Regions from separate parts of the Homo sapiens genome. Here region 2 is linked to region 1. The links are chromatin contacts, found by Hi-C or POLR2A ChIA-PET in ENCODE. All regions are on one chromosome and are shown on one strand. The core of a region is the stretch at or near the end of the contact, and the rest is flanking DNA. Distances in the headings are between cores, read along the strand shown.

Region 1 (4,723 bases), core at 1,465-3,964:
ACACTGACTGGGGAGCCGGGTAGGCCAACAAACCATGACAAGGCTTTTGGTCACGACTCTAGTGGAGGAACATATCAGGTGGCATGGGGACACGTTGGGGGCCTGTGAATGGCACAAAACACGACAGGGAGTAGATAGGCTTTGCCCAGCCTTTGAGCTTCTGTCCTGGGCTGCATAGCACAGCCCTGGAGCCCCTGGGTCAGAGCGCTGGCCCTGTGCACCATGTGCCTGGTCTACCCTGGCCAGCCCTGCCGCTTCCCCCGGTGTGGCTCTGGGCGTGCCTCAGGCCCTGCAGCTACAACATGGGCACAATAATAGTAACACTGGCCATGTAGGGTCCCGTGAAGCTGGAGAAGCTGCTGGGCGTAGTGCCTGATGCCAGGCTCAGACGCATGCTCCATTCAGGTCTCTGGCTTCTCCCGGGCCGAGATAGAGAGCTGGAGCAGAGGCTCTGGGCCTGCCTGCTCTCCTGCCTGCCTGGATCCCAGAGACTTCTGCCTTCCAGTGGTCAGCAGGCCAGCTCCCGGCTTCTGCTGCACTAAGGCAGCTGGTTGAAGCAAACACTCTTGACCAGGAGAGCGGGCCGGGGGAAGAGCGGCCCAGACACAGCAGTTCCTGCTCAAGTTCCTGGGTCACAGGTGGTTTGGGGATCATAGCATCTTCAAAGGAAATCTGAAAAGGGAAAGGCAGGTCTTCTACCACCAGGCGTGGGGAAGTCCTGCTGCCTTTGCTGACTAAGACAGACCGTGGCGCCATCTCCACCGGGCCTTTCGTTTGGCAGGGGCAGTGATGGTGGCTCATGAGTATGCCACATTTTTTAGGTGCGTGTTATTCCTGAGGATATGAACTACATAGTTTCTCCCTTCCTGTGTGCTTAGAACGAATGCTCATCACACTGACAGTCCTGGTTCCAGGAACTCTTGGCATATTGAATTTGAAACACTGCCTGATGGGCAAGACCATATCCAGCTGTGCTTTCACAGACAGCCCCCACCCCTGCTGAGGGGGTCCAGTCCTGGGCAACTAAGGTACAATTAAGCCAAAGGAGTACCACCCCCCTATATTTGACCAAATTTGATGAGTAGCTATCATGATGAAAAAGAGAAAACAGCTTAGCTTTAAAGATCAAAGAGAGCCAGGCATGGTGGCTCATGCCTATAACCCCAGCACTTCGGGAGGCCAAGACATGTGGATCACTTAAGCACAGGAGTTTGAGACCAGCCTGGGCAACATGGTGAGACCTTGTCTCTACAAAAAATACAAAAATTAGCCGGGCATGGTGGTGCGCGCCTGTGATCCCAGCTACTCAGGAAGCTGAGCAGGAGGATCGTTTCAGCCCAGTTTAAGATCAGCCTGGGCAACATTGGGAGACCACGACTCTACAAACAATAAAAATGAAAAACAGATGGGCATGGTGGCATGTGCCTGTAGTCCCAGCTACTCAGGAAGCGGAGGTGGGAGGATTGCTTGAGCCCAGGAGGTTGGGGCTGCAGCGAGCCATGACCGTGCCATTGCACTCCGGCCTGGGCAACAGAGCAACACCCTGTTTCAAAAAAAAAAAAAAAAAAAAAAAAAAAAGATTGAAGAGAAGAAAGGAAGACTCCCTTGAATGCTTCCAGCCTGGTGATCTGCTATGCAAGAGTCTAATCCAACTTGGCAAATGCATAAGAAATAATGGATAATGGATTAAGGCACACAGCATTTTGTATGGGAAAATGCTGGCCCATTTCCAGTCACTCGGGCCATCTTTCCCTCCCCTTTAATGCTCTGCCAAAAGATTGTTTGGCACTTCCTAGGTAAAAGAGGTGGGAAACCTTAAAAATAGTGACCGACTGATGGGTCAGTTTTAGGAAAAGTTCCCGTGAGGTTGGTTTGACACTCTGAGTTAAGAGTGTGAAATTGGGGTAAAGGACTGGGTTTTCTGGTTCCTGCCTCACTTCTGGCTGCCATTCCCTCCAGCCTAAGACGGCCCCTCCACAGTCCACTCCAGTCCCCTTCACTAGAGGCTTCAGGAATCACTTGACTCTCCCGCCCTGGTTTTTCCATCACAACCCTTCTCACCATCTGCCTTGCCTTGGTCATGTTTGACTCTGCCTTCAACTGCAGATGGTGAGCCCAAGGCAGGCAAGACCATCTTGCTAGAAGTGGGGGGTGCTGAGGAGGAAGGTCTCGGGTGTGGGGAAGGGTCCTGGTAGTGAAAACCATGCAGGGCCTGCAGGGGGCACTCAACTGGAGATGCAGAATCAAGTCGCCGAGCTTGGAAGTCAGGTGACTGGGAGGGAACTTAGTTAAAATGAAAGTCTATGGGGAAGCTGGCCTTTCTTCTAACACTCCTGTTTGCTTTTTTTTTTTTTTTTTTTTGACACGGAGTCTCACTCTGTCGCCCAGGCTGGAGTGCAGTGGCGTGATCTCGGCTCACTGCAACCTCTGCCTCTTGGGTTCAAGCGATTCTCCTACCTCAGCCTCCTGAGTAGCTGGGACTACAGGCGCGTGCCACCACGCCCGGCTAATTTTTTGTATTTTTAGTAGAGACGAGGTTTCACCATGTTAGCCAGGATGGTCTCAATCTTTGGATCTCATGATCCGCCTGTCTCAGCCTCCCAAAGTGCTGGGATTACAGGTGTGAGCCACTACGCCCAGCCGGAAGTTTGCTTTTTATTGAGAGCTCAAGAGAAAGGGCAGAAATGTTTTCATGATCAATGTGAAAGTGTTACTTAGAACAGGGGTTGGCAAGCTACAGCCCGCGGGCCAAATCTGGCCTGCTGCCTGCTTCTAAGATAAAAGTCTTTCTAGAGCACAGCCGTGCCCTTTTGTGTCTGTGTTGTGTACGGCTGCCTTTGTATTACATCAGAGCTGAGTCGTTGTGACAGAAGCCATATAGCCTGCAAAGCCTCAACGAGTGTCTCTCCATCCTTTTCAGAAAACATGTGTCCACCCCCGATTTAGAATAGCCTCTGGGCTCTGGATATCTGCCCACACCTGGGCAGAAGACCATCCACTCACAGTGAACAATTTGAGACAATTCAGATGTAAACACACTGTTCAGAGCCAGTGTTGCAGCCCGGCCGGCAGGGTGTTTGTGATGGAGATCCCATGGCTGAGGGCCATGCAGAACAAGCTCGTGAGAACTGCTACTCCCTCGCCAGCATGCTGGAAAGATTCCTGCTTCAGGTTTGGGGCTTCCCAATCAATATATTTTTGAGACAGGGTCTTGCTCTGTCACTCAGGCTGGAGTGCCGTGGTGCGTGTCGGCTCACTGCAACCTCCTCCTCCAGGTTCAAGCGATTCTCCTGCCTCAGCCTCCCGAGTAGCTGCGATTACAGGTGCACGCCACCATGCCCAGCAAATTTTTTGTATGTTTAGTAGAGACAGGGTTTCACCATGTTGGCCAGGCTGGTCTTGAACTCCTGGACTTAAGTGATCTTCCTGCCTCAGCCTCCCAAAGTGCTGGGATTACAGGCATTAGCCACTGCATTCAACCCTAGTACATTTTTTTTTTTTTTTTTGAGACAGGGTCTCACTCTGTCACCCAGGCTGGAGTGCAGTGGCGTGATGTCGGCTCACTGCAACTTCCACCTCCTGGGTTCAAGCCATTCCCCTGCCTCAGCCTACCGAGTAGCTGGGATTACAGGCACCCACCACCATGCCCAGCTAATTTTTTTTTTTTTTTTTGAGACAGAGTCTTGCTCTGTAGCCCAGGCTGGAGTGCAATGGCATGTGTACGGCTGCCTTTGTATTACATCAGAGCTGAGTCGTTGCGATAGAAGCCTCCTGCCTCAGCCTCCCAAAGTGCTGGGATTACAGGCGTGAGCCACTGCATTCAACCCTAATACTTTTTTTTTTTTTTTTGAGACAGGGTCTCACTCTGTCACCCAGGCTGGAGTGCAGTGGCGTGATGTTGGCTCACTGCAACCTCTGCCTACTGGGTTCAAGTGATTGTCCCTGCCTCAGCCTCCCAAGTAGCTGGGATTACAGGCACCCACCACCATGCCCAGCTAATTTTTATATTTTTAGTAAAGACAGGGTTTTGCCATGTTGGCCAGGCTGGTCTCGAAATCCTGACCTCAGGTGATCCGCCCGCCTCGCCTTCCCAAAATACTGGGATTACAGGCGTGGGCCACCACGCCCGGCCAATTTTTTGTATTTTTAGTAGAGACGGGGTTTTGCCATGTTGGCCAGGCTAGTCTAGAACTCCTGGACTCAAGCAATCCTCCTGCCTTGGCCTCCCAAAGTGCTGGGATTACAGGTGTGAGCCACCATGCCCAGCCTGGCCCTAATACATTTTCAAGTGAGAGACAGATGGAGAAAGAGAGAGAATCTGTAGGTGCATTTAAAAAAAAAAAAAAAAAAGACACAAGTTCTGATTCTGGGAGACAGGAAATGTGCGCCACCCGCCTTGTCAACCCCACTGAAAGTAGCTGTAATACATTCATAAAACACACAGGGCAGCTATTCGAGGACTCAGAAAGTTACCCAGTAGTAGGCAAGTTGGGGGAAAAGACTAGAATCCAAAATACCACCAAACCAGTATCTCCTGGCCTGGCCTTAAGGCAACCTGAAGGCTGAAAGTGGGAAGCAGATGGGAGAAGAGCGAGCTAGGAGGGGAGATACCTCTGTGGGGTTTTTCTTTTCTCTGTTTTCTCACACTCCTGCCTCCAGGCAGTCCTGCGGTGACTGTGGTGGCACTGCTGTGTCAAAGGGGCCTGCAGGTGCCTGAAACACT
Region 2 (4,723 bases), core at 1,430-3,929, 260 kb after region 1:
CTGAAGCAATTCTCATGTCTCAGCCTCCCAAGTAGTTGGGATTACAGGCACACACCACCATGCTTGGCTAATTTTTGTATTTTTAGTAGAGATGGGGTTTCACCATGTGGGCCAGGCTGGTCTCAAACTCCTGACCTTAGGCAATCCTCCTGCCTTGGCCTCCCAAAATGCTGGGATTACAGGCATGAGCCACTGCGCCTGGCTCCTGCAGCACTGTTGAAGTGTCCTCAGAGGACTCACAGTGGCCCCACAGTCATGAGGAGCTGAACTGGGGCAGTGGCTCCAGCCTCCCTTCTGGAATATTATGCAGCTGAGTCAGGCCCCGGCTCTCAACCTGGAGGAACCCCAGGGATGTGTTCTGGGAGATGGCAACTTGCAGAGACCTAACAGCCTGAAGCCCTTTTGTCCTTGGGTGAAGACAGCCCCACTACTCCAGATGGTGTGCACATCTGGGAGAAGGCATGGAGGATGGTGAGGCTGATGGCTGCACACCCGGGGAAGGGAGGTCAAACATGAAAACCCGATTAAGCCTGGGCTGGACAGTGGGGGTCGGGAAGGGAGTGAAGGCCGTTTCCTTTGGGATCAGAACTGGGGGCCCTCAAGTGAAAAAGTCCTGGGAGGGATCCCCAGCTGCGTCTCCCAGTGGAGACCCCGAGCGCACTCACCCCGAGCCAGCGCTGCCCCTTGTTGCCTCCGTGGTGCAGCTGCACCTTGCGCAGGGAGATGGAGTAGATGACTCCGTTGATCAGCTCCTCACCGATCTCCTGCGTGGAGCTCTGTGAAGACAACGCCCGGCAGCCGGGCGCGGGGACGTCAAGGGCCTGCCTGGCCACCGTGCAGGGGATGCACCTGTGTAACCTGTTTCCCAGATAGGGCACAGACTGGCGGCTGCACAGACCTACAGCCTGGGGTGGAATGAGATCACAGCTCGAGAGCCACTGTCCCGGCACTCCACTTCCCCAACCCGGCCAGCCACGACCTGGGACGTGATTATGATGAGTCCACCAGGCTTCCAATCCCCTAGTAACTGGCTTCTGCTCCTGCCCAGGACAGACCCACCCTCAAGCCATCCCCTTCCACACAGGGGACTGTTATTCAGCCATTGCACAGATGGGTAAATGGAGGCTGAGAGAGGAACAACTGGTCCAAGGTCATGCTGCCTCGGGTAAGTGGTGAGGCAGGGACCCCAGGGCTCTGACACGGCTGACTGCATCCAGGCGGCTATGCCCCAAGAGAAGGTCCCCCTACCTCCCCAGGGCCAGAGGCCCATGGGCATCCTCACACTCACCCCTCCTCTACCCAGCCTGGGGGGCCCTGGCTGACCTAGCAGGAACGCACAGCTCCTCTGGGCCCAGCCCTGGTGCGTTGGCAGCCCAGGTCTGGGCAGGTGTGGGGCACCCCAGACAGCCACATCCCAGCCACTTCCTTCCCCTCTGCTCATTCATGCCCTCGTGCCTGCTTGGGCAATGGGAGTTCCCAGTTCCCTGACCATCATCACGTGAGGGGACGGGTGTGAGAGGTGACGGTGCTGGTATCCAGGCAGATGCTGGGGTTCCACAGAGCCCTAAACCACAGGCCTAGACTGGAACAGGAAGGGGGCATCTGGCCCCAGGCAGTAAGGAAAGGCCGTTGTCTTAGGAGACAGACTTCCCCCACCTGGCAGGCTGGCCTAGGTCACTTAGCCACAATTACCCCCGGCCTCACAGCCCCCTATGCCACCTGCTCTGTCCAGGGACGGAATGAGCTTGCAGCGGGTAGAGGAGCCGGGGGGTTAAGGACATCAACCTCAGAGGTTAGGAAGGAGCTAAGAGGTACTGGCCTGGCCCAGGGTCATTAACCGCCCAGTCAGTGCCCCAGCCCAGGTAGGCGTGGAGCTCAGAGAAGGCCTGGCAGACAGTGCTGACTCAGGCCCTTCCCTCAACCCCAGCAGGAGCCAGGTAGACTGTCCAGCATGCTGTGGACGGGACCCTGGCCTCCTGCCTCCTGCGCACCCTCAGAGGCCCAGGAGCCATCCTGGAAGTCCACTTCCTCCGACCTGAGGTCGCCTCCCACGCTGGGCTTTGTACAACAGGAAAGCTGCGGGCATTGTGCCGGGCTCCTGACCGCCACCGCCTCTGGACAGAGAGCCAGCCCCATTTCTTGGAAGTTAGCAGGGAACCCACAGGCACACTCACACCCACACCCCACAAACAGCCCCGCCAGGGGAGGTCTGGCCCTTCCACTGACAGGAAAAGAGACATACGCTCACCCCCCTTTTCCTGACTCACACATCTCTCCCCTGCCTAGAAAGTTGTTCCTTTGAAAAGAAAAGCATTAGAGGTTACAGCGACCAGGGCCCCCAACCACCCGGGCCTCCTCAGGGGTCCCAGACTGCCTCCTGTGAAGGCCGTTGGCTCAGCTGGGAGTCTCTCTCTCTCCCAGGGATTTTAGCCACATCTGGACCAGCTGGGAGGCAGACAGTATCCTGAGTGTCCAAGTCACCGGCAGTGGCTCTGAGATCTCGTGCAGGACAAGCCCGCCACAGGGGACTAAACATTAACCCTGGGGGAGCCCAGCACAGCACCCAGGTCCTGGCTGAGCACCATCAGTGCCTGCTGGACAGAGGTGTCCCCAGGCAGGCCAATCCCCAGGAGGGGCTGAAGCCAGGTGGCCTCGGCTGTCCCTGAGCAGGTCTAGAGAGCGGCTCCTCCGTGAGCTGGCAGGCCAGCAGCTGGCCCAGCCCTGCTTGGTGTCATGTGATCCCTGCACCCTTCCCCCACCCCCGGGGGGCCCTCTTCTGCCAGCCGGGTGGTGGGGAAGGATGCAGGCCCAACACTGAGAGCCATGCATGCTTGGGGTAAGGGAGTTGCCACCCTGTCACACAGTCGGGGAGACGCTCTAGCCCGCGTGGAGCTGGCCTGTCTTCTCTGGTCGCTTCCCGTCACAGCAGCAGCAGGCATGGAACCAGACCATAGAGCTACGTGGAGTACAGGGGCTGTTTAAACCATCTGCTCAGATGGTGGAGGTGCAGGCTCCAGAGAGAGCTGCCCTGGGGTCTGGGAACAAAGTGGCAGAGTAAGGCCTCTATCCCTTGCCCCCTCACAGGACAGAGAAAGAAAGCAGCCAACAGCCCTGGCAGCTGCCCCAGAACCCTCTGCAGCAAGAAAGGCAGGGTTCCAGCACCCACAGGCCACCCTAGGTCACTCTGTTAGCAGACAGCCCATCTGGGCAGCGCCTGGGCCCCAGGGCACTCTGGCCGGGCTGGGAGCTCAGAGCGGGAGGAGCAGGAACGGCCTAGTGAACAGCTGATGCAGAGAAAACGCTTTCCCCTGAGGGCAGGTGCCCAGGCAGCCGCTATGAGCTGACTGCTAGGAGGAGAAAAGAACACCACGTGCTTGGCTGTGTCCTCAAGGGACACTCCTGTCCCACCCCTAGCAGGCATGCTGATGTCCCTGGGCTCTGGGACCCAGTCGGCAGCTGTGCCTGTAAACACACTGTCTGGCCTTCTAACATTTGGGTCAGTGCAGTGAGGGTGGCATGGGGTCCCCGGTGAGCAGGGGCCCCCACACCCCAATGTCTCCAGGGACACAGCCCAGAGCCCTGAAGATGAGGATGGGAAACAGGGCCTGGTGGTGTCTGGTGAGTGTGTCACCTGATCAGCCTTCTCAGAGTGACAGGCCAGCAGGATGCCGTGTCCCTGGCTGACAGAAGGAGGAAGCCACAGGCCAAACCCAGACTCCCTCTGGGTAGAATAGTGAGGGTCTTGAGGAACCCTACGGGGCCTGCCCCAGCCCTGCCATCTCCCCGCTCAGGCCAACGGCACCTCCTCCCAGCATCAGCCTTCTGGTGCAGCTCCGGACTCAGACGCCTTTCCTTGGAAACCGTAGCTAGTGGCCCCCTGCCCCATGGATGGCTCCAGGAACTCACCGGCCCCTCCCAAGGAGACCTGGCTGAGGGCTGAAGCGGAGTGAGGAGAGGGCTCTAGCCTGCACCTCGGCCTGCTCCGCCCCTGGTCCTCCCCGGGCCTGTGTGTGGAAAGGCTCACGGCAGAGCCTCCGTGTGCGTGAGATTGTCCTGGGGGACCTCCCAAGCCCCTCTGAGCTGCTGCTCAGGTCCCAGTCACCAGAGGTCACCCCGGGGTGCTTGCCACCCCCCTGCCAGCACCTCACAGTTCTGGCCCACCAGACAGCAGCTCCCTGTCTCTCGCTGGCTCTGCCCAGCCCCTGGCCCTCGGCCTTGGTGTGTCATCTGGGGAGGGCAGCACTACCTGTCACAGGCAACAGTGGGGGTCAAGAGAGAATGCACACAGCTCGGTGACCGGCACTGGGACCTGATGGCGTGGTACCGGACAACACCTGACATCATATCCCCCTGGGGCCGGCGACGGATGCTGGGCTGTAAAAACCTGAGGGAAACTTGTCTGAGGCCTGCCTAAGGCTCAGGGACCTAGCCGAGGGACACTGTAAAGAGAGGCTGAGTCACCCTGAAACCCAGTGGGTGGGAGCAGCTTTCTGACTTCAGCTTTCCGCTCCAATACAGAAGCCAAACGTAAAACGCATCACAGAAGGCTGCTCGCTCTCTACAGAGCCCAGGCTCCTGCGACAGTGCGGGGCCCACGCTGCTGTGCCCTTCTCCGTCCTACAGAGGTGGGGACCCATGCCCGAGGACAGGAGCCGGTGGGGCGTGTGCTGGCTGAGCCAGAGGTGAGAGCCCAGGACTTCTCAAGTCATGAGCTCGGACCATG

The links. A loop is a pair of places that touch in the nucleus more often than their neighbours do. ChIA-PET counts read pairs that join two places held with the same protein, here RNA polymerase II (POLR2A). Pooled maps may share reads with other maps.
Region 2: a loop to region 1 is called in a pooled map, with 3 times the contacts of the local background. The contact joins two enhancer-like sites. A Hi-C loop is called at or near these places in 1 of 50 pooled maps. POLR2A ChIA-PET finds 5 or more read pairs at or near these places in 2 of 52 experiments (B cell and activated naive CD4-positive, alpha-beta T cell).

The regions. Positions count from the first base shown.
Region 1 is chr9:132,846,566-132,851,288 of GRCh38, forward strand. All of the region lies in intron 5 of AK8 (adenylate kinase 8), which reads right to left. Among named protein-coding and RNA genes, the nearest start is that of AK8, 29 kb to the right of the region's middle. Within about 2 kb of position 2,715, at least 3 of the 41 ENCODE cell types and tissues checked have a DNase peak (open chromatin) inside an H3K27ac peak, as active enhancers do.
Region 2 is chr9:133,111,377-133,116,099 of GRCh38, forward strand. RALGDS (ral guanine nucleotide dissociation stimulator) reads right to left here. Exons shown (of 18, transcript NM_006266.4): 2 at 666-776. Among named protein-coding and RNA genes, the nearest start is that of RALGDS, 7.5 kb to the right of the region's middle. RefSeq lists an enhancer at 4,129-4,418. Within about 2 kb of position 2,680, at least 27 of the 41 ENCODE cell types and tissues checked have a DNase peak (open chromatin) inside an H3K27ac peak, as active enhancers do.